3 separate regions of the Homo sapiens genome follow, and all the other regions are linked to region 3. Evidence: read pairs that join two places in POLR2A ChIA-PET (ENCODE). Cell type or tissue: PC-3. All regions are shown on one strand. Region 1 overlaps LINC02300 (long intergenic non-protein coding RNA 2300). Region 2 holds the start of LINC02300 (long intergenic non-protein coding RNA 2300). Region 3 has its middle 99 kb from the start of LINC02300.

Region 1 (8,000 bases), 86 kb after region 3:
AAGCATCCATAACCAACAAAACTATTTAGCAGAACCACGAATCCATAGCAACGTCCTACTAGCAGTATCTAAGGCAGCCTATACAACTTCCGATGAAAGTGCCTACAAAGATTCAGTAAATCATGAAAACTCACACACAATTAAAAAGTAAGACTGAGAAGCAGCCTAAAGACATCTTCAGTAGTTTAAGGTAGTTGGTTCAGATTGAAAAAAAAATCCATCTGATTTCATTTAATGAAAAGTAATGACGATCTAGAAAAATGAAGAAAGCTGGTTCTCACTCCTTCAATGACCTGCCTTTCATACAGAAAGCAAGGGTCTACACACAAAAGGTCTTCCAGAAACCATGTGAGCAGAAGACGAAAATGACTCTTGGAAATACATTATGTGCTGAGATGTGTAGCTCATATTAAAGTGGATCAGGAGATTTTAGGAGAGTATAAATCCCATAGCAAAGAGCCAAACAACAAAGGAAATGAAGTTCTCTTGACTACCTGCTAAACATCCCAAAGGTTTGTATGTGCTTCTAAACACTTAAGAACTATGGCAAGCAAAGTATTATGATACTTAGAAAGTATTAATAGTACTGGAAACAACTGTGGCTGTAACTGTTTTACAGACCTCCTTGAGTTACCTAGAATGTTGTGCAGGGATGAAGGGGAAGAGCTGATACCTGTTTAAATTTGGAGCCTACCGGAAAATTCCCCTCACTTTTTGGAGCAACAGAGACATATTTACCACGTGGCTAATAATACTGCAGTTACAGGACCCTTTACTCTTTTGTGTCATTTCCAAACCCCCATGCCAAACTTTACATTAATAACTTTGCATTACTTTTTATAAAGGACTGCCAAAATTGTATAAGCCTGAACCTTCACAAAACTTTGATCTGCTCCTGGGAGCAGAGGAGAAAGTTTAAGGCCGTATGTCATGGCCCTACCATTGAACAAACACACAGAAATCCTCCCCCTCTCACTATATTAGAGGTCATTACTATGTTGGATTTTAACCCAAACTCCAAAGCAAAGGCCTCTCTATTTTGTAAGAAGTAAAATTTAAGTATATTTCTCCTACAGACTTCTATGACTTATCACAGCCCCTTCCCATGTGTCTTCTCATTATTCACACAGAGGCTTATGCATGTTATGTGGATATTAGTATGTTTACTTTAAATAATACTTTTCTTATTATGAATAAAGGGATAGATACATGTCCAATAGAGAAAAATTCGAGAAGTGCAAAAATCATACCATAATTTCACCTCTCTGAGATAACCACTACTAAAACGTATTTCTTTCCAGTTACTATTTGGATTTACATTTTCAATTGAATTATATTTTGTATACAATTTGGTATACTATAATTTTTACTTAGCATTGATTTAGCTTTAAATATTTTTACTTTAAATATTTTACTTAGCATTGATCTGCTTTAAATATAATTTTTACATACTGAAAAAATATTCTTTCACATGGATGTAGTCTAATTTACTTAGCCAGCCCCTTACCGTTGATTATCTAGGTTGTTTCCACTTTTTCCTTTTTACAAATAAAGCTCTGTTAAGCATGCCTAATTGAAATTTTTGTTCTAATTATTCTCTATGAATGCATTCCTAGGAGTCCAAAGTTATTAATTTATTTAACTTTTATTCTAGAAATATGCCAATTCAGATCCCAAAACAGTAAGAATTTACACATGGTAATGTGTATTTATTACTACTGAGTATTAATCTTTAATTATTTATTTGAATACATATAATTGTATCTGTGGTTTTTGCATCCATATTTATTAAATTCCTGGAAAAATTAAATATATAATTAAGTTTTGGACTGTTTATTATCTTATAAATTGGTTGATCATATTCTTTCATATTCTAACAGAACCTTCATATTTTCATATTAATGTTTTGACAGCTCCATAAATTAACTTGATTGTTCTCATATCTCACATGTTCTCATATGTGCTCCTAATTTTCCCTTTGCATTATCACTTTATGATCTTCTTTGACTTTTTAAAAATGTCTCCATAGTCAAATCTGTCTACCTCTTTGTAGATTCTTTATATGTCAATGCAAGATATAAGGTCTTTGGAAAAATTCAAAATTCAATGGTGAAATTCACTATAACTTTCCTGAAATCCAGCCCTTCTCAAAAAATTATTCAGTGTATGCTATGGCTTAGCTGTTTGCCCTCCAAAATGAGGTTGAAACCTAATCCCCAGCAAAACAGTATTAAGAGGTGGGGTCTTTAGAAAATGATTAGGCTCCACTGTCATTGATAGGATTACAATCTTTTAAAAGAGCTTGAGAGGGTAAATCCTTCTCTTCCATTCCTTCATCATGTGAGAGCACAACGTTCATCCCCTCCAGAGAACACAGCAACAGGACTCTATCTTAAAGCAGAAAGCAGTCCTTGGCAGACATTGACCCTGCTGGCCTTAATTGATCCTGAATCTTGGACTTCTTAGCCTCCAGAACTGCGAGAAATAAATTTCTATTGTTTGCAAATTACCCAGTTTCAGCTATTTTATTACAGCAGCACAAATGGACTAAGACAGTGCATCTAGTGTTTGAGAGTATCTTATGGCGATGATATATATTCATTGTTCCCTATTTTATGACATGTAACAAGATAATAAATTAACATATCTGAATCATAACTCAGGATTGCACATATTTCAGAGATGAGTTGATTTTAAGCTTTAAGTTTTATTTTTAATAATCTCATTTCTTTAGAATAGCTTGGGATTTAAGAAAATGTTGCAAAGACAGCCCAGAGAGTTCCCATATACCCCACACCCAATCTTACATTAGCCTCTTGCATTTGTCATGATTAGCTCATCAATATTGACATACTGTTATTAATTAAAGTGCATACTTTGTTCAGATTTTCTTATTTTTTACCTAATATTCTCCTTCTATTCCAGGATTCTATCAGGATGCAACACTGTATTTAGTCATCATGACTCCTTCATCACCTCCTGCTTTGACACTTTCAGAATTTCTTCATTTTAGATGACCTTGGCAGTTTTTAGGAGTGCTGGTCAGGTATTTTGTAAAATGTTTCTCATTTGGGATTTGTCTGATTTTTTCTCGTGATTAGACTGAAGTTAAGAGTAAGAAGAAGACAACAGAGGTAAAGTGCCATTCTTATCACATCATATTAAGGATGCATATGACATCAGGGTTGTGTTTTGATCTGAACCCCTTGGAAGAGGCAGTGTTTATCAGGTTTTTCCACTATAAAGTTAGTATTTTTTCTGCCTTTCCATACTGCATTCTTTGGAAGGAAGCCATTTAATCCAATCCATAAGAAAGGAATGTAAGCTTATGTTCCACCTCCTTGAGAGCAGAATATCTTCATAAATTATCTGGAATTTCCTATGCAAGAGTATATTTGTGTATTCTTCTCCATGAACCTATTTATCCAGTCATTTGTTTATATCAGGATGAGCTTATAAGTATTTATTTGATACTCTGGGATATGATTAAATATGTTCATGATTCTTCGACATGTACTGGATTTTGCCATTTTAAGAGCTTTCGGAAGGTTCAAATGTCCCTTTGACATACCCCATACCCTCATTATTGGGTGAGTGATCGTGTATGTATATGGGTCTTTGGATACTTCTTTAAATTTTGACACCACAAGATGCTCCAGGATTATATTATATATTTCCTGCCCAACAACCAGTCATTTCTTCAGGAAGCCATGGTTCTTTTCATTGGACGACGGTTTTAGAAACAAGGTCTAGATCCCAAATATGCCTGTTGCTGCTGGAATATCTTTGTTTCTTGGCCCTCTCAGAGTAAAAGAATATATGTGTGTATACTAACCAGTATACACACATATATTTATAAATATTTCTATATGTATCTATTTTTATCTATATTGAGCTAAACATAATTTATACTGATATCTCCAACTCTAATTCATTAACTACCTTATAGGTAAGTAATGCATCCATGTTTCTCCCCTTGTTTGTTTGTCACCTCCCACTTCAAAAGTGAGAAAACTGGCTCTCACCTTCAGCCATCTATTACTTAATTTTTCAGTTCCAGGATTCATGTATAGTTGGTTCAAAATAGTTAATCCATATTCCCGTGGAAAACAACTTTATGAACTAGAATATAGTCTTCATCAGCTCATAGAGTGCTTATAGGGCTTTTGCCATCAGTCTTAGTTTCCATTCCTTTCCAAAGTTGCTTAGAGTGGCACCTTTTTCCCGCAGTGCCTTTTCATTAGGTTTTTCAGAAATTTGTAATAGCCCTCAAATTTCCTAGAGGACCAACACAAGAAATGTTTATTCGAGCAATTATATATCTTGCTTATTTATAAACATGAAATAAACACCTTCCTAATTCAATAACAGATTAAAAAATTCAATACCCAGAAGAATATGTGTGCTTAATTTTATCTTTAAAGGTATATTCTCAGAATAAAGTAACTACATACCTAAGTACTTTTCTTGTTTTACCTTACTTTCTGAACCAAAGCTAAATTTGAATCTCAAGCACAGTAATTCATTCTGCAGTGTCCAATAGTAGCTATCCCAGCTTCTTTTCATTGGTTTTGATTTCTCTTCGATTTAGTAAATCATGTTGTTTATATCCTATTTATTTTTAAGATGCCTCGGTAATTTTCATGAATTAGCAGCATTAAAAACATAAATAAATAATCTGAATTATTGAGTCTCCAAAGTTCTGAACATACTGAACTCTTCATGTGTATATGTATGTAAAATATGTACTACATGAAAACACTAACACCATGAAAAAATAAATTTTCCAAAATTATACACTGTGTGCTTACTCTGGGTAAAGTATGCACTGTGGGATATATATAATCATCAATCTTCAAGTTCCTACAATTTAGTTAAGAAAAATAACATTAAAATGAAAAAAGACTTTAAGGGGGCATGGTGGCTCACGCCTGTAATCCCAGCACTTTGGGGGTCCGACGCGGGCAGATCACGAGGTCAGGAGATCGAGACCATCCTGGCTAACATGGTGAAAACCCATCTCTACTAAAAATACAAAAAATTAGCCAGGCGTGGTGGCAGGCCCCTATAATCCCAGCTACTCAGGAGGCTGAGGCAGGAGAATGGCGTGAACCCCAGAGGCAGAGCTTGCAGTGAGCCGAGATCGTGCCACTGCACTCCAGCCTGGGCAACAGATAAGACTCCTGTTAAAAAAAAAAAAAAAAAGAATTTAGAGCCAGGTGTGGTTGCTCATGCCACCAGTGACTTGAGAGGCTGAGGCAGGAGGATTGCTTGAGCACAGGAGTGTGAGGCTGCAATGAGCTATGACAGCCACTATACTCCACTGGGGCAACAGAGTGAGACCCCAACTCTAAAAATAAAAATTAAAAAAAGAACTAAGTCTACGTGTGTATTACTTAGCTTTTATGCTACTAATAAAGATATATCCAAGACTGGGTTATATATAAAGGAACAGAGGTTTAATTGACTCACAGTTCCACATGGCTGGGGAGGCCTCACAATCACGGTGAAAGGCAAATGAGGAGCAAATTCTCATCTTACATGGGGGCAGGCAAGAAAGAGCATGTGCAGGACAACTCCCCTTTAAAAAACCATCAGATCTTGTAAGACTTATTCACTATCACAAGAACAGCACAAGAAAGACCCAACCCCATGATTCAATTACCTTCCACAAGTCTCTCCCATGACACGTGGGAATTATGGGAGCCACAATTCAAGATGAAATTTGGGTGGGGACACAGCCGAACCATATCAAGATGGCTATATAAAAAAGCTAATCAAAAAAGCAAATGGCTATATGAAAGCTAATAGAATGATATTTGGAATGTGGGAAAGCGGTATTGATTGGGTGTATTCTGGAAGGTTTCATTGTGAAAGGCCATTTGTTCATTTATTTTACAAGTATTCATAAGTACTTTTGACATGCCAGAGACTACACTAAGTGTCAGCAATCTAAAGATAAATGAGATACAGTCCTTGACTTAAGTAACTTAAGTCTAGACCAGATTTTCTCGTAGATCTGACATTAAAAGTTTGGTAAAATTGAAGGAGGTATAAAGGCAGGAGAAAGAGCTTGAGACATTTTATAGATACCTGATTACAAAATGATAGCTGAAGAACAGTAAGCAGACCGACCTGCAAAATGTCAAAAGTATCAAAATACAGAAAATGCGTAACTCTAGGTTGAACTCTAGGCTGAATATAGAAAACTCAATAAGTAGTTCAAATTTGTACTAGACTTTTAAAAATGAGTAGGGTTAATAGACACAGAGAAGAGTGTCAGGATAATTACAGAGAAAGAATTATGTATATATAGATAAAGGTATGAAGGCAAAATGCATTGATTAAGTAAATGGGATACTCTGTCTGAAGTGAAGAAATTAAAAAATATTTTAGGACTCGAAAAATAAGCTGAAGCCAAAATGAAGATAAACTTAAATATCCTGATGAAAGTTGTAGAAAAACTGGTTGGCTACACTTGTCTACTAGTTGTCTGATGTACAGAATGATATTTCAAAGAGGAGGGAGTACAAGTTAAGATGGTTTTCACAAACCCAGGCACAAAGTACTGAATGTGAGAATAAAAGAACAGGCATAGTAGCTATCAAAAGAGTTAATTGTATAAAATATAATTTGAAGATTTGAGTCTAAGTGACTAGAATGAGAGAATTAGAAAAAATAGAAATTAAAGATTTTTGTTAACAAAAGAATGTCATTTATAAGGTTTAATTTTATATCCCTACAATACCATTCTGTAAATATACAACAGTGCTTGTTCTAAATATAGATAAGGAGATAGGAAGAATTGATTTGAGATCGACTTGGAAATCAGCTTCATGGAAGTGAGAGTTGATACTGTGAGAAACGAAAGTATAAAGAGAGATGAGAAGTACTTGGACTAAAGTTCAAATAATACCGACTTCTGGCAGAGAGCAAAAAGAATGAACCAAGCAGAAGGGAACAGAATCCGGAATTGGCACTATGTCAAACTGCACTGATCCACCTCTCCAGGACTGGGAAAACTAGAAATGAGCCGATGAAAATCAGGAGACTGAAGTAAAATTATGTCATTTGCTTTTCTTAAATGTCTAGTCAATCGTTGTCTGTTTTTCTTGACCTGATATTTACAGAGTTGCTCAATAAGTTCTAGTAGTTAATACAAAGTCTTTTTGTTTGGTTTTTTTTTTTTTTTGGTCTATGGACATGAAATATGGATAAATGTAAGCCAAAGACTTTACAAGGAAAGGAGTTGTTTGTTCATCCCAACTTACAATAAAACTAAACAAAAAGTTATTGACTGTCTTCCATTAATTAAAGCAGTTTCATCTCCTATGAGCACCCACTAAATACCCTGAATTTATTCTAAAAACTTCAAACACTCAGCTCACCAGCTTTAGCCTGATACTGTCCACCACCTGAACACATTGAATTTTTACCTATTCCTGAAGGACACGTCCAACTCCCCTGGTTTTCCTGCTTACCTTTGTTTCTTTCTCCTTTCTCTTTCCTCATCTCTTCCTCCTTCCAATCCCTAGTATCTTCTCTGATAAAATTAATTGCTAGTAACATTTACTGTCACTTTCAAACTGACCCTTTGGGCACCTTTATCTGAGTAGAACCAGTTTAGTAAGTGTAAATACAATCATTCAATGAACATATATTCCGAACCTACATGTTACAGGGCACTGTACTAAGCTACAGAAAAACAAAGTTACAATGAAGTGTTCGGTCTACTGCAGGATATCCCATTTTTCCTGAATTCAGTTTAAATATTCAGATAACTATGGCCATACAAAAAGTATTTCCCCCTGGTAGAGGCTGGGAGTGTAAGAACCAGCCTATACTCTGTAGCTAAAATTTGAAGATATAACTTCAAATTTTAAGTTCAAGTTATAGCTCCAAATTTTAGCTACAGAGGAGCCATTTGGAGTCATCTGTCACACCTTAAAAACTCTAAACTCAATAGCTTATAAGATCCTCAAGCGACTGATAAAGAAGGC
Region 2 (8,000 bases), 95 kb after region 3:
AATAAATAACCTGATTTCCTGTACTTTGTGCAGTGTCTGAACTACTACAGAAAAGAACTGGTCAGGGAGTTGACTTCTGCCTGGCTGATTGATGCACCCCAATCTACATCATCCTTCAGAATGAGCTTAGTAGCCCACCTGGAGTACTACTCAGGAGCCATTGACATCCGGTTCAATGACCCTTCATCACCTCGAGTCCTCTCTTAAAATTTCCATTAAAAGAGGTCAAATGCTGCCTGGCAGCCTGTTAGTAGTTCCCGCCTTAAAGGCACCCAATTTTCATTTATGGTTTGTTAGTTATTTATGATGTATTCTTCATCAGGGCTTTTACTATAGCTTCCAATTCTTTTAGTGTCTTTTCTTCACCTGCTCAAAGAACTTCTGATTGAAAAAATTAACTTGATACCAAGGAAAATTGAATTTACTTCTACCTTTATCCTTTAAGATTTCTTTTATTTCTGGGTGATAGGTGATAAAACAGGATTTCCAACAACTACAAAGCTCCCCTTTCTGTGGCTGATAAATTTAATATTATCCCAGAATACTTGTTTAAATTTAAAAAGCTAACAGAAATCTATGCTATCAGAAAAGATCCCTCAAGTAAACACCTTTTTTTCAAAATAAACCTGCGTGTTTTTATCTTTTGTATTCTGATTACCATAAAAACAGACAATCACACATACAGAATTGTTTCAAAATATTAATGCTTTCTTATTCCAGGGCAAGCAGAGAAAGCTATAAGAACATCACATAGAGACTGGTATATAGATTATTATTGCAAACAATTTTTATACTGATCTAAGATTCATTACTGAAGCACCTAGCATAAAAATGTTTACAAAATAAAAGAGCTCCCTCTCTGCATAAAAAAGATCTCCGTATTTATGCCAGCAAAAATAAAATTTATGATGGCTCTCAATTGTAAGGCTCTGAAGCCAGCACTCAGAGTCAATTGCACTTTTCAACCAATGATCTCCAAGTGCTTTACCAATAAGGGTTATTGAAAGTGTTTCACACAAGAGCAAATACAGATGACCTATCAAAATCATGGAGCAAATTTCAAACCAGCTCATGAACTAAACACTATATAATGTATGTGTATTTATTTGTTTTAATGTTCACATCATGGTGTCTACTCCCTCGTTTTTGAAAAGTTTAGGACTACTTGTGTTAATTAACAAGCACCACAAAATTATAGCATATGGTTATGTATTCGTTTTAAAGGACACAAGTATTATATATGAGGCTCATTATTTCAGATTAGCATGTCATTAAGATATGTATGAGTTTGTTTCAATATACAGGGAGTGAAAATCAGTTGTGAAATATAGTGAATTCTCAAATATCTGTTTGAATGGAGAAAAGAAAGTACATGAGTTGCCTAAACTGGCTGTTTTAACTATTTATGTTTCCCTTAAATACTTTTAACTACATTTTTGTGTTTGGATGTGAAAATATTTTCATCCCAGAAAAACATAATTCATCAAACTGAACTGTAAAAACACATTATAAATATATGATGCGAGAACAGCAAAACACTGGTTAAGCTTCTCTGTGCACTCTTCTTTCCGAGTTCCATCCCCAACCCTCTTCTGGCCAGAAGGGAATAATCTCTCAGACAAAGGAAGCACACTCATGCTCTTTCTTTCTAAGCTTGCATCTTTCCTAGCTTATCCTGTCCCCGCAGAGAAAATGATTTTTACATATTTTTGGTAGTAAGTTAATCTTTAATTGAAATATTTTAGGCTAATAACTATGATTGAGCTAAATGCCACTGTTCCAATTCCACCACAGTTCATGTAATACTGCACTATTGCAGGTAGAGTCATATTCATTTCTGCATCTTTGTGGGAAGGAACTGTGATCTCTTTCCCGCCTTTATGCTCAGCGTCATGTACTGTGCCTAGTGTAAGGTGGCACTCGGTGAGAGTTTGAAAATACATAAAAGAACAAATAGAATAAGGTATAATCAAAATTGACATTGGCTCATCATGTCTGCTTTGACTTTGTTTTCCACAATAACACTTCCAAAGATGGCAAAGAATAGAAAAGCTATTTCTGCTGCTTAATCCACATATATTAGAAGAAGCAGCTTAATGTACCACTAATATGTATGCTATTTCTATAACAAAATGCCAAGCAAAAACAAATAGTAAAGCTGCAACCAGTGTAGATGTTTTATATAGTGCAAAGCTTGATAAAAAGAAAACTTCACATTTATTTATACAAAAACCTGGTGTGTGCGTGTATATATGTGTATATATTTACACATATATAGTTATGATCCCATTTCATTATAGTACATGTATGTCTTGCTTTTTCTTGTTCTTTTTCTCCTGCAGTTGAGAGAACTCTTCCCTCTATCCTTCTACAGGAATACCAGCAAGCAGACAACCCCAGAATCACATTTCATAACACAACTCCAGGAACCCAGTGGCCACAGAAAAGCCTTCTTTCATTGTGACTAGTTTTAGGACCTCTGGGATATTAATTCATCATTGTGCCCTCTCATCACTTCATCCATTATGCCTGTCTATAGCTCACGGAGAGCAAAGAATGACGCAGACGCCTACTGAAGCAATAGCGTGAGATTACCAACACAATGACTTTCAGTGTGGGTAGGGAATTGACGATACCGGCAGAAATGACTACAATCTGCTTTAGAAATATCCGTGTTGGTCTGGCCTTTTAAGGCTGCTACATAAGTGAGATTAGTAATATTAATCTATTCTTCAGCGAGGAAAGTTATTGTATGTGGAAAATTAAATAGGACCATCCATTTTAGAATTGAAATGCTAAGCTAAAACCTTCTTCTGCAGCCTCATCCTTTTTCTAGAGAGTGGTACATGTGTCAATGTTGCAGGAAAGCATCCTTGCTCTCTTCCTTTGTTTGGATCCGGTTTTACAAACAACCGTAGTATCCATTTCCTCGGCTTACAAAACCTGTGAACAAGCACAGCCGAGAACCAGCCATTTTATTCTTCCTTCAAAATGCATGAAAATGTCAACTGCCTTTTCCATGCTTCCCCATAAAACATCAATGAACTGATAAAAAGCAAATGAGTGTGCCTAGTTAACCAATAAATGTAGGATTTTTTTTTCATGTTCCTGTGAGTTAACTTGCAAAATTCCGAGATTAGCAACTAGTCTTTGAATGAACTAGAAACATAATTTTGTCTCTCACAAATGTAGACGCTTTGTGCTAACAAAGATTTTTCTCTGAACACTGTTTTTCACTCCTTGAAATGAATGGTAATAAGTAGGGGCTGAAAAACATGGAACTCACTTCTTTTTGAGACGGAAGCTGAGCGCCATCTCGTGGTGACAGGCCTCTATGACTCTCCTAGCATTGTAACTCAGAGGAGGAAAAAAAGGGCTGTAATGTTTTCCTGTGTTGTTCTTTTTAGCAGCAAAGACCAGTCTTGACTTTTGTAAGGAAAACTTTTGAACACTCACATCATATCTGAGGGAAGCAATACACTAATGCAATAATCCCAAGGTAAAGCAGATTTCTAGGTCACTGAATTTATTGTAATCTTTTTTAGACATTTACAAGTTATATTTGCTTAACTATAGTTCTATGCATTTCCTTAGAAGAGTAGGTCATTGGGGTACAGGAGGATGAAAAAAAAACGTTTAATTAGCCTCCTTGCTCTGCATGTGGATATTAATAGCTCTTATATTTGAAACCCAGTTTTCACAAATTCTTTTATCTATTTAACTTTTGAAATAAATTACTAAAATATTATCACTCTATTGAGAAAAAAATTGGAATACAGTCTTACTACTTACTGATACTTACTAGTACATTTGTCTTTATTTAGTATTTTATTCTATTACCCATTTAGTCAACTTGGACTGAGTCTAGCTATAGATTTGTGCACCAAATTAGCACTTTCAATATTTTTCCTACAGTAAAATTCTACTCTTCATCTCTAGCAAAGCAGCTGTACAACTGTCTTGCTTATCCCACATTACTCACATGGGAGTATGGTTACAAAGACAAACTGTATAAATTGAAATCTCTTTGTTGCTCCATTCCTTACGTTAGCAAAAAATAAAAACATTCTAGTCATGTCAACATATTAAGGATCAGAAACTAAGCAGATGGGTATCTTTTAAATAAGCATGAAAAAGAAAAGTTATGATTTGTTTTTCAGTTGCTTTACCAAATGAGACTTCTATAGATTTAAAAAAAACGTAAAGCTTTAGATCTCAACAAGAAAATCCATTCTTACAGTGGATTTACCTTGCTATCATTCTAGAGTCCAAGCCCGTCATAATAAGCGCAACCATAAATCCTTGGTCAGTGACTCTGAACCTATTGGCTTCACAAGGAATCATTTCCCAACCATAAATATAAGCTGATTGAAAACCAAGGTCATGTCTTCATGATGATTTACAGAGCTATTTAGGGAAACTGTCTAGGACTTAATCCAAATGAACAGGAACAATTTCCACAAATGTAAAAGTATGTTATATGGAAATATTCAAATAAATAGATAGACACATAATAGAATTTTTAAACTATGTTCTCTTCATTTTGTGGACTAAAGGCAGTGGGAAAAAAGATAAATAACTGATTGTAAATACCACCAGAGAAAGGCTGGAGAAATGAAAAAAATAGCAATGTTTAAGGAGAAAGCTGGAGTATATTTCTGGGCATACATTATCATACTGTGAGAGCTCACTCATCCCTGTCCTCTTCAGCCCTGAAATTCCTTGTGATATTATCCCTATCACTATTCCTTCATGGAAATCTCAACTGACCTCTCTGACTAGGTCAAATTGCCCTATTATGTACTTCATAGCACATGTATCTCAATTTCATAGCTTTTATCACAAAGGCAGTTTTATGTGATTATTTGATTAATTTGTGTCTCTTATATTGAACAGTACACTTCATAAGGATATCATTATATTGTGAGTGACACAGATATGCATGGTGTTTAGAACAGAGATTGGCCTCGATGAATAAATGTTCACTACATAAATGAATAAAAGAATGAAAGAAAGTAAAGAATTTGACAGTGATTCAAGTTTATATCTTATTTTGGATTTGTATCTGTATGTATTATATGTGAAGCCCTTGTTCAATCTACAAATAAAAAAACTAGCAATAACAAATGGAGTTGAGCAAAATTCTCAAGAATGTAAGATACCCATTTGAAATTAATTGGGTTCTTGAGGAAGCCTTGCAAACAACGTTAGGTCATTAAGTCAGTAGCATTCCAATATTCTCATAGACTGCATCTTGTCCCTTTCAATCCTTTCCCTTATTGCAATATGTCAGATGTCTGACCAACTTTTTTGTTGTTTGCTTGCTAACATTAACAAAGATAATAAAGTTTCTATTTTATATAAAATGCACTGCTAAGCTAAACTCAATACTCTAAACAGATGAGTGACATTGACATTTGCAGAAAATATTGCTTTCATAGTCCCGAGGCAGAGGGTGAAATATTTTAAAGCAGCTAAGGGTTAGCAGCATTGTTTCAAAGCTGAAACAGAATAGAATTAAACAGAGGGAAAAAAAGGGCTTGTTGAGTAGCAACTATTGCATGAAATGTCTTCCCAGATATATTCTTGTATGTGGGTGCTCATGCACTGGTGACGATGTAAAATATATTATTCCCTTAGGATAATCAAAATATGTGAAAGCCATTGTGCTTGAGCAGAGGCAAGCAAAAATTTTTCCCTAAAAAGCAGATATTAGAAAATTTAGGTTACACGGCCATATACTCTCTGTTGCAACAACCCAACTTTGCTTTTCTAGCATGAAAGCATCCATGGGCAGTACACTAACAAACACATGCATCTATGTTACAATAACTTTTTTTTTTTTTTTACAAAAACAGGCATCCAGTAGGCTTGGCCCACATGCCACAGGATCAAAAGAAGTGAGGCTCTTCTCATTTAGAATTTCTACAAATAAGAAAACTATGTATTAATTTGGCATCAAAAAACTCCAATGTCAGTGATAACGTGATTCTCATTTGAACAAAGGGACAGGATATGACATTTTTACAGTGTCCTAACATGCTCTCTGATGGCCACCTTCCATTTTACCTTTATTGACACAATGTTTCACACTGGCTTCCAAAAGATTTATAAAATAATTTCTACTTTTACCTATTGAGAGCCATTTGGATGAATAATTTCCAATTAATTCTCTTAATCTACTTCATATGCTTTTTTGAAAGTCTAATACGTTTACCTTCTTTCTCTTTCAACTGATTCTCTTCAGCATTTCACAGCCAGTGATATTGCCTTGACTGGGCCCTCAGTACTTTTATGTGTCAGATTCATCATCTTATTTACCAGACATCATTCATTCTCTGGTAGAGTATATGACTCAGGGACTGCTCAATCCACTGTGGAAAAAAAATATGATAATAAATTCACAAACATGAAATCTTGACTTTTCCACGTCTCTCTTTTCCAGTTGAGACCTTGATAGTTGAGAGCCCTGTATCTGCATAAATTCAATAGGCTCCAGAGAGTTAAGCCATTAACCTGGTATGATTCTCTAGCAAATTACAGTCACACATCAAAGATAATCTGTGACACTATTTCATGGATCTTTGAAAAGTCACTTGATTTTGTGTCAATGTCTTTTCTGGGGCTTTAGTAATGAGGTCTTATAAAGGACCCTAGAAAGACCACAAAAAGAGACAAGAAATAACTCCTCCTGGAAACCCTTTAGAAAATGGCTGTTTTGGAAAAGGAATCAAGAAACTAAGTTTATCTTATGAAAATTAGATGGTCTGTGAAAACACGGCTTCGTAGACTTAGAAGGGTTGATAAAGGATCTAAGCATAATCTGTTCCTCATATTTAAAAGACCAAAACTTAAGAACCAATTTAAGAGTAAGCAAGGAAAAGTCTGTGTGTCTCAAGATGCACCTCCAGAAATCTTGTCCAAAGAAGATTTAATCAGAAAGTCGTTTCAGACAAAACCTAATTTCTATCAAATTAATTTATACACATTTCTACTAATTTTCTACTTTTAAAAGACTTCATTTCTAGTAGCTAATTTCTGCTATTTAAATTCTACTGAGAACTGGAATATGTCTAACAACAAACTTAAGATCATTTTGATATTTAAATAAAGAATCCCAGCTTTCCCAACACATAAAAGAAGTCCTTTGTAACTATGATCTAACACTTCTTCAAAACACTTAGCCCAAAGCTCACTAGCTAGGAAGAAACTAAACCTCAGGGTTATGATTGGTTTTGTGATTATAGACCTGGTTTCTAGAACGGTTGTATGTTAGTCAGCTATTTCTATGATGATGCTGTGTAACAACCTTAAAATCTCAGTAGTTTACAAAAAGCAAGTGCACATATCTTACTCATGTATCTGCAGATGTTCTCAGCATCTCTGCTTCTAGAGGTCCAGTTCAGGTCAGCTCCAAGCGTCTCTCATTCCAGGAGCCTGGTCAAAAGAACATGATGACCTGGGACATGCTCTTATGGTGCAGGACAGGAGCACAGAACAACGAGAAGAAACACTCATTGCATCTGAAAGTCTGCACTCCTCACTGTCACACTGAACTTCTCCTTATATTTCACTGGACAATGTAAGCCACATGGTCAAGATTCAGGTCAGTGGATTGAGGAAGTATGCTCCACCTATAAGGAAGTCTCAGCAAGGGTGTGGAATAGTTACAGACAACAAACACCATTTACCGCTCACTGCATCAAAAACCTATTAAAAAAGACTTTGTATAAGCTCTTAAAGTCAATATCCGATGTTTACAAAAGAACTTTTGTGGCAAGAAAATATAAAAGCAAGTGAAAGGAAGGCACCCACATGATGAATTGCCGTGAAAGCCAGGCAAAGACTTTTGTATTTGATAATGACAACTCTAAGGAGCACAGAGAGCAGAGAGTTATTGCAGCATGTAATTCCTTCAGCCTGAGCTAGTGTGTAGAGAAGAGAGAAGAAATGTAATTTTCATTTCACTGGGAAACTTTATGACAGATTTGTTTTTCAAA
Region 3 (8,000 bases):
TTTGTTGATGTTGATACTATTACTTTTTCTTTGTTAGTTTTTCTTCTAACAGTCAGGTCCCTCTGCTGTAGGTCTGCTGTAGTTTGCTGGAGGTCCCCTCCAAACCCTCTTTGCCTGGGTATCTCCAACAGAGGCTACAGAACAGCAAAGATTGCTGCCTGTTCCTTTCTCTGGAAGCTTTGTCCCAGAGAGACACCTGCCAGATGCCAGCCAGAACTCTCCTGTGTAAGGTGTCTGTTGACCCCTGCTGGAAGGTGTCTCCCAGTCAGGAGGCACAGGGGTCAGGTACCCACTTGAGGAGGCAGTCTTGAGGAGCAGAGCTTGAACGCTGTGCTGGGAGATCTGCTGCTCTCTTCAGAGCTGTCAAGCCAGGATATTTAAGTCTGCTGAAGCTGTGCCCACAGCTGCCCCTTCCCCCAGGTGCTCTGTCTCAGTGAGATGGGGGTTTTATCTGTAAGTCCCTGACTGGGCTGCCGCCTTATTTTCAGAGATGCCCTTCCCAGACAGGAGGAATCTAGAGAGGCAGTCTGGCTGCAGCAGCCTTGCTGAGCTGGGGTGGGCTCTACCCAGTTCGAACTTCCCAGTGGCTTTGTTTATGCTGTGAGGGTGAAACTGCCTACACAAGCCTCAGCAATGGTGGATGCCCCTCCCTGCACCAAGCTCAGGCATCCCAGGTTGACCTCAGACTGCTGTGCTAGCAGCTAGAATCTCATGCCAGTGGATCTTAGCTTGCTGGGCTCCGTGGGGGTGGGACCCACTGAGCCAGACCACTTGGCTCCCTGGCTTCAGCCCCCTTTCCAGGGGAGTGAATGGTTCTGTCTTGCTGGCATACCAGGTATGAAAAAAAGAAAAAAAAATCCTGCAGCTAGCTCGATGACTGCCAAAACGGCCATGCAGTTTTGTGTTTGAAACCCAGGGCCCTGGTGGCATAGGCACTGGAGGGAATCTCCTGTTCTGCCAGTTGCAAAGACTGTGTGGAAAGCTCAGTATCTGGGCTGGAGTGCACTGTTCCTCCTAGTACAATCTCTCACGGCTTCCCTTGGCTGGGGGAGGGAGATCCACTGACCCCTTATGTTTCTCGAGTGAGTCCATGCCCCACCCTGCTTTGGCTTTCACTCCATGGGCTGCACCCACTGTCCAACCAGTCCCAATGAGATGAACCAGGTACCTCAGTTGGAATTGGAGAAATCAGCTGCCTTCTGCATCAGTCTCGCTGGGAGCTGCAGACCGGAGCTGTTCCTATTCAGCCATATTGCCAGCAAATCCTACGTACGGTATTATTTAAATGTTCAAATGAAGAAATAAAAAGCTACACGTACAGGATATGAGATACAATTCTGAAACTTTTGTACATGTATATCAGGGTTAATAATTAAATTCTTAATTATGAGATCCAAATTTCTCATTGTCAGAGAAGAAAGTTACAGAAAAGTGTAAAAAGAAGGCTAGAATGAACTCCTTGGTACAGGATTAGATTTGGAGACATTAGTATGAATTTATGGTTAGATTAATATACATTCAGATGGTTAGATACAGATACCTGTGTATAAATAGATATGTCTGTATATACAGGTTACATTATATACATTTATTACCTATCTCTTCTTCAGAGAGTGATTAGAAGCAATGATATCTAGTAAAATCTAGCACAAACAGTGCCCAGTTCATATGTTTAAGCCAAAAGTATTTGACTAATACATACTTTTGACCCTGAAATCACTTTTTTGGATACTTTATACATAGCTTCAATATGTGAGAATTACATTTTACCTGTAGTATTCTAAATTAGCACAGTGCAGTAGGACTTTCTGTGATGAAAATATTCTATCTCAGTGCTATTCAATATAGGAGAATATAGGAGCTACTAATAATAACACCTAACTCTTGAACAATTGCAACGTGACTTATGAAACTAAAACACCTAACTTAATTGATTTCATTGTAATTTAATAGCCACAGGTGGCTAGTGGCTACTGTATTGGATAACAGAGTTTTCAGATAATCCTTCAGATGGTATGTTCCCTCAAATCAAGGGACCACCATCCTAATTTTATATTAAAATAGAGCTGTTAAATACACTGCACTATATAAATATATTGAGCAAATAACTATTATAGATAAGAAATACAAAAGGCATCGCTTTAATATATATACAATAGAAAAACAATTATATTGTTGCAAATGTGTATTTGAAATTCAGGTGATTTTTAACCTATAAGTGGGTTTGAGTTTTCTTTCTCTAATCCTAAGCAATTGATGTTTCCTTTCTTCTGTGCTCTGGATGAGGCATGTCTCTTTGAACTGGCTTATCTTATATTGTCTGTTTTCTTGAGACACAACCTGACCTGATGAAATGTGACACGCTTGTCACTTTTTGTTAAAAGTGAACAAATATTTGTTAAATGAACAAATATCCATGTAACTAGAATGTTTTCCCATTACTGGTTCCTGGCAGGTATTTGTCTAATGGCAAGGCCCTAAATGAAGGAAAAAAAATCATCAGCATTAAATAAGCAGCTGAGGCCTCAACAAAAACAGTTAAAACATTAAGTCCAAAAGAAAAACATATATGTTTTCAGGATTTCGTTGTCTTGCATTTTCATGGTATCTTTTTGCACTGTTGAATAATAATTATTTCTAAAGTAAATGATCAGAACACATATTGGTTTGGAATGAGGAATAGATAGCAGGAAGTGATGAACTAAATACTGTATTCCTTTTTTGTGGAAAGCATATTTAGTGAAAAGGGAGAAAAATAGTGCAGACAGTGCATGATATATGACTAGAAGTTTTTCTTATGAGAATAATTTTCTGAATTGTCCAGGAGGCATTATATTGTAAGCCATGTTCTTAGTGATGCAGAAAATTTCTACTTATAATGCCATATGAATTCCACCTTCCACTATTATGAAAATGAGGAGTAACAAAAATATTCTCCATTTGCTTTCTGTTGCTCTCAAAATTATTAAGTTAATAATATGAAAAAGTATTTATCTAAATGGCTATCTTTTAAAACGTCAATGCAAGGCAAAAAACAGTGCAATACCATTTGATTTAATTTCTACATGCTTAACAAAAGATAACATATGGTTGAAAGAATGTAGTTTAGCAAGTAAAAGTAAAACTAGAAATAATTTCAAGGAGGCAGAATATTCTAGATTTACCTTTAGCTGTCACAGATAAAAAGGATTAATTAATGAAGTCTGCACTCCATAGATAAAGAACTCCATTGGTACTTTGTTAATTTTCTTGAAAGAAAGATAGTCCAGGTTGAATTTCCTCTTTAGCTTGAAATGGATTCCAGTTTTTCTTTCTTAATATCAGGAGAAAAAGAAAAGCAGAGTATTAAAGCTAAAATTTAATCATAAATATTACATTAGTAATATCCTTCAAAAATTTGCCTAAATATGTAATATGTGTATATAAAGTCATGAATATCATAAACTTCACAAGAAATCATCTAGATTTTTCTTTCAATCTAAGAATCTGGAATCTTTTATATTTCATATAATTTATGACATAATAGAATATTAACATTACAAAGTGCTAAGTTAATCAAATTAGATTTCATGTGCATGATGACAGAATATAATTTTTCATATTATTTATTCATTATTCATTTTTATGAGTAAAAACAATGCAATGCTGCCATTTATTGTAAATGCCTTCTCAATGCTGTGCCAGACAACTTTGATGATACCTACGAGATAAGTAGAACAAACATAACAAATAAATAGTTATATTCATGTATGGACACAACACATAACTTTGGAAAGATTTACTAGGAAATAGTCCTGCAGATATTATGAAAATGTCAAAACCCACAATGATCAATAACAACCTATAATATTACATTTGAGGTTTGACCAAAAAATAAAAGTATATCCCAAACACTCAGTGTTGTAAAAGTTTTAAGTGATTTTATCAAATGAGTTAAAAAATTAATCTGTTATTCAAAGCAAGAGAAAATTATTTTTTAACGGAATATTTTCCTCACAAAGTGTAGAATATTTCCGCATGTTGAAATGCAGACTTTGACACCACTTCCACAACAATTTCTCAGGATTAAGAGAACGTTTTGTTTGCTAGGTGCACATTGACAGTGGGAATAAGAAAAGTGGTTGAGAAAATAAAAGTAAGAGGAAAAAATCAATAGAAATAGAATGAATGTGATTATAAAGCTCCAAAGGAGGATCAAAGTATGACTTCAAATACAAGAGAACAAGAACTAGTATTTGCATGGTAAAAGTGAGACTGTAAATACAGGAGACCAGTACAGGAGCCCAGATTTAAAGCCTGTCCCATTAATAGGTCAATTACATACTATATTCTAAAAAACATGAACAATTTTGAAATTTAAAAGGGTCATTAGTAATTCTGGTGAGCCAACAGACATAAAACAAGGCATGTGATAACCCTAACCATATGCAAGTGATACGGTTTGGCTGTGTCCCCACCCAAAATTTCATCTTGAATTGTAACCCCCTTAATCCCCATAATCCCCACTCGTCAAGGGCTGGACCAGGTGGAGGTAATTGAATCCCAGGGGTAGTTTCCCCGTGCTGTTCTCATGATAGTAAGTGAGTTCTCATGAGATCTGATGGTTTTGTAAGTGCCTGGCATTTCCCCTGCTTGCACTCACTCCATCCTGCCTCCCTGTGAAGAAGGTGCCTGCTTCCCCTTTGCTTTCCGCCATGATTGTGAGTTTCCTGAGGCCTCCTCAGCAATGCGTAACTGTAAGTCACTTAAACCTCTTTCCTTTATAAATTACCCAGTCTCGAGTATTTCTTCATAGCCCTGTGAGAATGGATTAGTACAGCAAGTTTCAAGAATCTTAGAGAAGGGAGAGGTGACTCACTAAGCAACCAAAGCTGGCTCATTTCCCCAGCAATTTGATATGCAGAATTAGGAAGGAGAAGGGATTTTCTCCTTCCATGAATTTTCTAACTCACTATAATTGCTGAATAAAACTAAATTAAAAAAATTTTAAGCTTTACTAACAGTTTTAATTGGTGAAGAAATGTCACAGGTAAGGTGGCACAGATAATAATGGATACATGAAGAAAGTTAGTATGGTTAGAAAAACAAAAAGAACAATAACAACCATTCAAGGGCTGACTATATTCTGGGTAATAAGCTAAGCATGTACCGAGTTGAATGAAACAAATTCAGAAATGTGAGTTAACTTTTGCAAACTAACATAGGTGTCATTCTAATCCAAGACTTTTTGAAATGAAGATTTAATAAACTTTTTCTCTGCTATAATGGCTCTCTTTACAAACCTGATGCTGTTCCATTTCACTATGAGCATAAGTTGAACTTAATTCCTCATTAGAAATCTGACTGTATTCTGCTGGAGATAAGTCAAAATATATATGTTAAATATTGATCCATGGGTTAGTACTTAAGTATCATAAATCAAATGTTTCTGTACTTACTTCTTCCAATTTTTCCATTCTCATTCTCTGGGATATCCACCCCTCTCTTTCCTACTGAAACTTTGCTAATTCCAATGGCTAATTCTTCATCCCATCTTAGTTGCCTATTAATAGTAACTTACAACTGATAATTCTCTCCTTTATGAAACAGCTTCTTCATTTGTGACTCTTTCTCAGTATGCTTTGCTTGTTCTTTTTTATCCTTCAACCTTAAATGTTGCCATACTTAAGGGCTTATTCACTCATCTTTTTTCTTCTCCACTCAGATCTTTAATGATCACATCTCATAATATACACCATACACTTGAGAATTACTCCCAAATTTGTATCTCCATTCTGGATCTTTTTTTTCCTATCAGAGTCATAAATCCAAATCCTTGTTTTTAATGGGTAGCTCAAATAGATACCTTAAAGTGTCCAAAAACAAACTTCTGATTTAATCCCTGAAACTTGCTCTTCTTGGAGTCTTGCTTTCTCCTGTTGTGGACAATGGCAACCCTGTCAGGTTGTCCTCAAACATTTGACTTCCTTCTCAGGTTCACATCGAACATCCAATCCATCAGCAAATTCAAGGCAAATGGTATTGTGAATTCAATCACACCTCCCAACCTTCACTGCCTATACTATTATCATCTCTCTCTTGAATTATAAATGGTCTCTTTGCTTTATTTTTAAATTTTATTTTGGATTCAGGGGTGTATGTGCAGGTTTGTTATATAGGTAAATTGCACGCCATAGGGGTTCAGCATATAGTTTATTTTGTCACCCAGGTAGTAAGCAAAGTACCTGCTAGGTACTATCTTCACCCTCTTTCCACCTGCCAACTTCAGGTAGACCCTGGTGGCTATTGTTCCTTTCTTTGTGTCCATGTGTATTCAGTGTTTAGCTCCCACTCATAAGTGAGAACATACAGATTTGGTTTTCTGTTTCTGTGTTAGTTCGCTTAGGCCAATGGCCTCCAGCTCCATCCTTGTTGCTGCAAAGGATTTGACCTTGTTCTTTTTTATGACTATGTAGTATTTTGTGGTGGATATGTACAGTAGTTTCTTTATCTTGTCTATCATTGATGGGCATTTAGACTGACTCTATGTCTTTCTACAGTGAATAGTACTGTGATAAGTGTATGTATACATTGTCTTTATGGTAGAATGATTTATATTCCTTTGCGTATATACCTAACACTGAAAGCAGTGGAGGAAGAACCTCTATCCAGTAAATGGTACTGGAATAACTGGCTAGCCTAATGCAAAAGATTGAAACTGGACCGCCTCACTTATATCATATTTAAAAATTACCTCAAGATGGATTAAAGACTTGAATATAAAACCTAAAACTATAAAAACTGTGGAAGATAATCTAGGAAATACCATGCTAGACATAGGCCCTGGCAAACATTGCATGATGAAGATGCCACGAGTAATTGCAACAAAAACAAAAATTGACAAATGGGACCTGATTAAACAAAAGAGCTCATGCACAGCAAAAGAAGCTGTCAACAGAGTAAACAAATAACTTACAGAATGGGAGAAAATATTTGCAAACTATGCATCTGACAAAGCTCTAATATCCAGAATCTATAAGGAACTTAAATAAATGAACAGGCAAAAAACAGACCCATTACAAAGTGGACACAGGGTATGAACAGACACTTTTCAAAAGAAAACATCCATGTGGCCCACAAGTATATGGTCTTTTGCTTAACTTTTGTTTCACCCTTCATAAGTAGTCCATTCTCAACACAGAGTAGTCCTTCTAATGCACAAGGCAGATTCTTGTTATGCTTCTGCTCAAAACTTCCCAGTGGCTTTCTAACTCCAAAACCCAAAGTTCTTATGATGGCTTACAAGCACTTACATAATGGAGCACCCCACTCCTTTCTAGTCTCATTTACTACTATTTCTTCCTGTACCCATTTACTTCTGACACACAGGCCTCTTTGCTGTTCCTGGAGCACAGCAAGCATATCTCAAACTCAAGGCCTCTTCCTTTGCTATTCCCTCTGCCTCGAATGATCTTCCTCCAGATATCCTACATGGCTTGCTTCATCACAACCATAGAGCTCTGCACAAATGTCACTTTATCCATAATATCTTTCTTAACAATTTTAAAGACAGTACCAAACTTTCTATATCTTTTGTTTTATTTTTCTTTTTGTTCCAGATTTATTGAAGTATGATTAACAAATAAAAATTGTATGTATGGCCAGGCACAGTGGCTCACGCCTGTAATCGAAGCACTTTGGGAGGCCGAGGCAGGTGGATCACGAGGTCAAGAGACCAAGACCATCCTGGTCAACATGGTGAAACCCCATCTCTACTAAAAATACAAAAATTAGCTGGATGTGGTGGTGCGTGCCTGTAGTTCCAGCTACTCGGGAGGCTGAGGCAGGAGAATTGCTTGAACACGGGAAGTGGAGGTTGCAGTGAGCTGAGACCATGCCACTGCACTCCAGCCTGGTGAAACAGCGAGACTCCACCTCAAAAAAAAACTTGTATATATTTAGGGGTACAACATATGTTGATATATGCATATGTTGTGAAATAATTTTCACAGTCAAGCTAA

The links. ChIA-PET counts read pairs that join two places held together with the same protein. Peaks named below come from ENCODE experiments on the same cell type or tissue, not always from the same donor. Only the 100,000 strongest peaks of a DNase experiment are listed, where the experiment ranks them.
Region 1: POLR2A ChIA-PET joins it to region 3 with 7 read pairs; 2 of 35 experiments call an interaction of 5 or more read pairs at or near these places.
Region 2: POLR2A ChIA-PET joins it to region 3 with 5 read pairs; 2 of 35 experiments call an interaction of 5 or more read pairs at or near these places.

Annotation. Positions count from the first base shown.
Region 1 is chr14:28,596,792-28,604,791 of GRCh38, forward strand. All of the region lies in intron 2 of LINC02300 (long intergenic non-protein coding RNA 2300), which reads right to left. It overlaps LOC107984684 (a long non-coding RNA gene), which reads left to right. Exons shown (of 3, transcript XR_001750691.2): 2 at 2,926-3,134; 3 at 6,788-8,000. Among named protein-coding and RNA genes, the nearest start is that of LINC02300, 13 kb to the right of the region's middle. In PC-3, no CTCF peak of the experiment used is centred here; no DNase peak of the experiment used is centred here.
Region 2 is chr14:28,606,105-28,614,104 of GRCh38, forward strand. LINC02300 (long intergenic non-protein coding RNA 2300) reads right to left here and starts at 7,553. Exons shown (of 3, transcript XR_001750690.2): 1 at 7,355-7,553; 2 at 6,218-6,374. LOC107984684 (a long non-coding RNA gene) reads left to right here. Exons shown (of 3, transcript XR_001750691.2): 3 at 1-6. In PC-3, a CTCF peak has its summit at 3,317 (motif pointing left); a DNase peak (open chromatin) is centred at 3,307.
Region 3 is chr14:28,510,968-28,518,967 of GRCh38, forward strand. No RefSeq gene overlaps it. Among named protein-coding and RNA genes, the nearest start is that of LINC02300, 99 kb to the right of the region's middle. In PC-3, no CTCF peak of the experiment used is centred here; a DNase peak (open chromatin) is centred at 4,824; H3K27ac peaks cover 509 bases.